Linked DNA regions of Homo sapiens: region 2 is linked to region 1. Evidence: read pairs that join two places in POLR2A ChIA-PET (ENCODE). Cell type or tissue: CD4-positive, alpha-beta T cell. All regions are shown on one strand. Each heading gives the region's core, and the rest is flanking DNA. Links, peaks and the distances in the headings are about the cores only. Region 1 overlaps PIP4K2A (phosphatidylinositol-5-phosphate 4-kinase type 2 alpha). Region 2 has its middle 8.7 kb from the start of PIP4K2A.

Region 1 (2,912 bases), core at 304-2,803:
AAAAGGGCAACAGAAGGGAAAGGGGTTAATAAGACCAAACAGTGCTAGTGAAGCTGTCGCTGAGAAACAATGTCTTCAGAGACAGGTGAGTTTTAAAGTGATTCAGGGGTAGTCAAGTGTGCATTCCCAAGAAAGGGTCTGGTCCAGCTGCTGGTCATGGTGGGGAAGCCCTGCAAGCTGGAGTTGGGAGACCAGGGTTGTATAATTCTGGGCAGTTAACACCTCTGAGCCCTCCCCTCACATATTTTAATAGGGATGATGGCATCATCCAGCTATATCTCAAGGCAGCAAATGAGATGTGTGCGACTGCTTTGAAACCTATGAAAGGTTTTACCTGTGAAAGTTCAAATTAAAGCAAATCAAAGAAGGCTACGGCAAAAGTGGGCCTGGGGCTTTACCCAAGGAAAATGCAGGGGACAGAAATGAGTGGACTGAAAAAACAGTGCACCAGGAGGGTGGCTCACACCTATAATCCCTACTTTAGAAGGCCAAGGAGGGAGGACCACCTGGGGCCAGGAGTTTGAGACCAGCCTGGGCAACAAAGTGAGACTCTGTCTCTAAAAAAGAAAATTTAAAATTTAAAAATGAAAATGGAAAAAGGAAATTGTGCCTCAAGAGGCAGGACAGAGGACATACACAAGGTAAATTGATAGAAGCCCTGGGATACCACCAGGTGGAAAAATAACAATTTGACTCAATTGAAACACTTTGCAAAATACCATCTCTAAGGCAGAGGTCTGAAGATTTTTAAGAAAAGCTGAAGCTCTTAACCCAGTGTAACAGGCACCGATCCCTGTCTATGCAGCCATGCACAAGATGAGATCTTCAGAGCTGGAGCCCTCGGCAGGAGGTGGAGGTCTGTTTGTGACTGCTGCCCTGCCTTCCAGAACCATGGTAATTTATGTTTCTTCTCTGCACAAGCCTGACGCCCCATATTTCAAATGCTGTCTCTTGATTTAGCCAGTTCACAGCTGTGCGGTCTTTTTCATTTGTCTTAAAATTACAGGTAAGTATAAAGAACAGAAACAACCACATATCTTTTTGATGTATTTCCTTCTAGGCTTTTGTGTTCTAAGTTGTTTGCAGATGGCTGAACTCATCCTGTAAACAATTCTGCAGCTCAGCGTTTCTCATTTAAAAATTCTTCCAAATATTTTAATGAGTAGGTGCTCAACAACTATTTATTAAAATGTAAACATGACTGGATGGCTAGAAAACATTCCGACATGCATCTGTACCACGATTCGCTTACTTACTCATTTATTGACTGTTGCTGAAGCATACCCTGGCTTTTTACCAAATCTGTGATTTGTGCAAGAGTGGAGTTTCCGGGTTCCTGTGTCAGCCTTAAGAGCTGAGTGTGTTGTGCTGGGTGTGTTGTGTAGTGTTGCATCGTTCCACTGGAGGGGCACAAAGCGCTGGAGTGGGCATCAATTCCAACTCCAGGCATTCCCCCATTAGCATCTTGGGGGAATCAAACCAAGAATCCACCAATCCTTAAGGGGCAAGTTCCTATCGATCTGCTCTACGGAGCATTAAGACCTCAATGACCCCAGACCTTGCTGCCATCCTCCTCTCAACTCCTATGGCACATTTAATGAAATAATATAGAATTACTCCTAAGTGTTTCATCTCATGTTATTGTTTCCTCATGGATGAGTTCTGACTCCCGTGTGAGGGACACCGGCTGTTCCCGCTCCTCCACATCTACTCAGCTCCTTCTGGTTAGTGTCCTGTGTCCCCACCTGGGGCACCGGCCCCTCTCGAATTCCCAGTCCAGCTCCAGAAGTGGGAGAGGGGAACTGTGCCTAAAAAAAATAAGCACTTCCCATTCCCCTGGACACGACAACTGCTTCAGGGACAGACGTATGACCCAATTTGGGGTAAGGACAGTCAGGCCTAAGACTTTCATTCCACTGTTAAGGGAAGAGACACTGTCTTGCTGGACTCAGTGGTGAACACGGTAAGGCTGGAGCTGCTGAGACCATCTTGCTGCTACAAGGGTGCAAATAAAGGCACGGTGGTTCACACCTGTAATCCCGGCACTTTGGGAGGCTGAGGCGGGTGGATCACCTGAGGTCAGGAGTTTGAGGCCAACATGGTGAAACCCCATCTCTACTAAAAGTAAAAAATTTGCTGGGTGTGGTGGCGGGTACCTGTAATCCCAGCTATTCAGGAGGCTGAGGCAGAAGAATAGCTTGAACCTGGGAGGCGGAGGTTGCAGTGAGCCGAGATCGTGCCACTGCACTCCAGCCTGGGTGAGAAGAGCCAGACTCCATCTCAAAAAAAAAAAAAAAGCAAAGAAAAAAGAAAGAGCCAGGCCATGGTAAACTATATGAGACTCTAGGTAGAACTACACCTGGATTTTTTTTATACTTGAAGTTCTCTTTCTGATCAAGTCAGTTTGAGTTATTTTATGTCACTTTCAAAACTGACTTTCAAAATAGAGTCCTAAATGATTCGCCAGTTAGATTCTAAACTCCCTGAGCTTGAGGAAGCCTCTTCCAGTTCCCAACGGGGCCAAGAGCAGTGTTCAGCATTTAATGTACACTTTGGCTCTAGGGCCATATTTTATTTTGCTTTATATCTGCCCCAACATCTAATACTGTGATTGATATATCAAACATCTGTGTCTTACTTTGTAGCACTCAGGCCACAATTGGAACAGAACATTCTCAGAAGCACCAACCGCCCCAGACAGCTGGTGGAGATAACTCTGTTGGCAACGCAGTACTTTTTCCTCCCTCTGCAATGGGATGCCTTCACCTCCAGACATCCATGGGAGACAGCTGGGAATAACCCCAAAGCACTTAAGATAATGAATGACGTTTAGGAACAAAGCACCAGTCTTCCATCAGCCCTTATCAAAAGGTATTCCATATTTCAAGGGACTAAAATTTGTCTTTTCAAGG
Region 2 (2,912 bases), core at 217-2,716, 67 kb after region 1:
CATTGGGCATCATCTTCCCAATGCATACAGCCTATGCGTTTTTCGGGGACCTAGAAAAAATTTGAGATGTGAAAACAAAAATTTTGATTACAAAAGAAAACTGCAAAAGTGATATCAATAATAACATTTGACTAAATGTTGCCATTTATTAAATTTAAATTTAGTATTTAAAAAGTCATTACGTATATAAAGAATTTGTGAGTTAGCTTTTCTTATGTTACAAGTATGCATAATGATTGATAAAAAAGATAGTAAATAGTCAATCAAAAATTAAATGTTTGGCTGGACGTGGTGATTCATGCCTGTAATCCCAGCACTTTAAGAGGTTGAGGTGGTAGGATTGCTTGAGCCTAGGAGTTAGAGACCAGCCTGGGCAACATAGGGAGACCCTGCCTCTATAAAAAATAAAACATTATCCAGTCATAGTGGTGTGTGCCTGTGGTCCCAGCTACTCGAGGGACTGAGGTGGGAAGATCACTTGAGCCTGGGAGATTGAGGCTGCAGTGAACTGTGATCAGTGGCACTCTAGTCTGGGTGGATTGAGATTCTGAATCTCCAAAAAAAAAAAAAAAAAAAAGGCATAGCTAAACATTTTTAGAGCAAAATTATAAAAATCTTTTCTAATTTATTTTACAGCAAAAACGTTGAATTAAATGTGGACTGTGAATGCATTTTCATATGTTTGATACGCTGAAGGGTTGGAGCCTCCAAAAATAAGGATGCCCAGCCCTTAGGAGAGTTTTTTAAATGGCTGCCGGGAGGAAAGATTCTATTCTTTGTAGATCAACAAGGTCCAGACAAATTGGTGTGACCTTCAGACCTGAAGCCAACACTGAATGCCAAGACCAGAGGAATTAGAAGATTTTACACTTGATCTTAGCCAAAAGGCCAAGAAGCAAAGGAATCAGAAGATTTTAGCTTGAGCCTTTTGCCCTGGGCAAGGGAAAAGTCCAGAAGCAGGAAGCAAGGAGAAAATTCAAACTAGCTTCCCTGCCTAGAGCAGTGCATAGTGGAAGATCTCAGCCACACCTTCATTTGTGCCTTTTTTTTTTTTAGCTCACTGCAGCCTTGAACTCTTGGGCTCAAGCAATCCTCTTGTTTCAGCCTACCAAAGCGTTGGGGCTCCAGGCGTGAGCCACCGTACCTGGCCTTATTTGTGCTTTCCGCATTCCTGCAATCAAGGGGCACTCTTAATTTACATGCCTACTGCTCTTAATGGGAAGGTACCTAGAGGGAAATCTCACCTAAGGTCTGCTTTCATGGAGTTTTTAAATTCTAAAATATAGTATACACTGTACTGATGCTACACTGAAGATAACCTAGAGAAATAATTGATGTGCATATTTGAAAAGCATCTAAAAAAATATGACTTGAGATCAGCGTAAGAAAAGGATCACAGTCTTCTTCATGCTGCTGTGTCCAGTGGTCAGGGATGGGGCAGTTCCCAGGGTCTCCACTGCCCTCGAGAACCAAATGGAAGACACAGAACAACAGCTTTGAGAGTTAGCCAGGGACTGCCTTGCTTTCCCGGTAGCGCTGAGGGTATGAGTTGGTGAACCCTGTGTGGTTCCTGTTCATTAACCCAGGAGGAAGAATTGAGGTAGGTGAGAGGAACAAGAGGTCCCAGAGAGATTCCTGGTGCTACCCAGGCTGTTTCCACTTCCTCCTCACCACTCTCAGTTCCTGAAATTTGCGGTTGTAGCCTTCAGAAGCAGCCCCAGAACAATCACTCAGGAGGCCCCCACTGCAAAGGCATTCCTAGATCCATCTGTCACCCATACCTGTGCTCCCAAACTTGGGGAGCCTATCCAGTTTTACCTCAGTTACACAGAAGTCTGCAAACCCACGGAACCCTCTCCTGTCACGTGTGCAAACATCATGAAATTCTAACCCATGAGTTTTCTTTTTTTTTTCTTTTTTCTTTTTCTTTTTTTTTTTTTTGAGACAGAGTCTCGCTCTGTCGCCCTGGTTGGAGTGCAAAGGCGCAATCTCAGCTTACTGCACCCTCTGCCTCCTGGGTTCAAGCGATTCTCCTGCCTCAGCCTCCTGAGTTCTCTTAGTTTTGGATTTGAGTGCCTGATAGAAAGTTCTGGGTATTTTCAATTAGTAATCTGGTGCTCATCTTGTCACCCTCAGACATGGCCCTAGTCAGTTTCGAAAGTCTCATAAAATCTCAGAAGCGATGGAACTGGGCTTGAGGGTTTTTTAGACTCTGAAAAACAGCTTTTCAAAAAAACACCCTTCCATACTTTTAGCACTAGCTAACATTTGAGTGTTGCACTAAAAGGAAGTTACAGATGAAATCGTTGTTACATAAAATTCTAGGTCTGAATTTTAAAGATGGGGAGTCTTGATTATTCACAATATTCATGCCCCTGGTTTGTGCTTTCACCTTAACTATGGGATGGCTCCTCCTTAGAGAGTTGATGTCACAACTAACTTTCAATGAAGAGTCCTGTTTTTCCTTTACTAACTCAGGCTTTTTCCATTTTAGTTTTCAAATTCAAATTTTAAGTAGGTCATATTACTGGTATTTAAAAACTTGATAAACTAGAACTCAGGGACTAACTTGAAATCAGAGGTACGTTTATTACCATTTTTGCTCATTCATTCGTCACATATGTGTTGAGGTCCTAGAAGATTCTGAGCATAAAGGTGAGTAAGACACGTCCCTTGCCCTTGAGGGGTGCATAATTAAGTAGGGAGGATAAAGCTGCAAGCCAGCCATTTCCAATGCAATATGGTACCTTCTATAGCAAGACAATAGAGATAGGGCTGTAAATGCTTAGAGGGAGGAAGAAGCACACGATTAGCATGTGGTGTGGTGGCTCACATCTGTAATCTCAACACTTTGAAAGGTAGAGGTTGGAAGATCACTTATGGCCAAGAGTTGGAGACCAGCCTGGGCAACA

The links. ChIA-PET counts read pairs that join two places held together with the same protein. Peaks named below come from ENCODE experiments on the same cell type or tissue, not always from the same donor. Only the 100,000 strongest peaks of a DNase experiment are listed, where the experiment ranks them.
Region 2: POLR2A ChIA-PET joins it to region 1 with 5 read pairs; 10 of 35 experiments call an interaction of 5 or more read pairs at or near these places.

What each region holds. Positions count from the first base shown.
Region 1 is chr10:22,654,516-22,657,427 of GRCh38, forward strand. The region is part of intron 1 of PIP4K2A (phosphatidylinositol-5-phosphate 4-kinase type 2 alpha); the gene reads right to left. Among named protein-coding and RNA genes, the nearest start is that of PIP4K2A, 59 kb to the right of the region's middle. RefSeq lists an enhancer at 899-968. In CD4-positive, alpha-beta T cell, for the core only: a CTCF peak has its summit at 521; DNase peaks (open chromatin) are centred at 926 and 1,316; H3K4me3 peaks cover 1,397 bases; H3K27ac peaks cover 2,500 bases.
Region 2 is chr10:22,721,827-22,724,738 of GRCh38, forward strand. No RefSeq gene overlaps it. Among named protein-coding and RNA genes, the nearest start is that of PIP4K2A, 8.7 kb to the left of the region's middle. RefSeq lists an enhancer at 1,445-1,554. In CD4-positive, alpha-beta T cell, for the core only: no CTCF peak of the experiment used is centred there; a DNase peak (open chromatin) is centred at 1,655.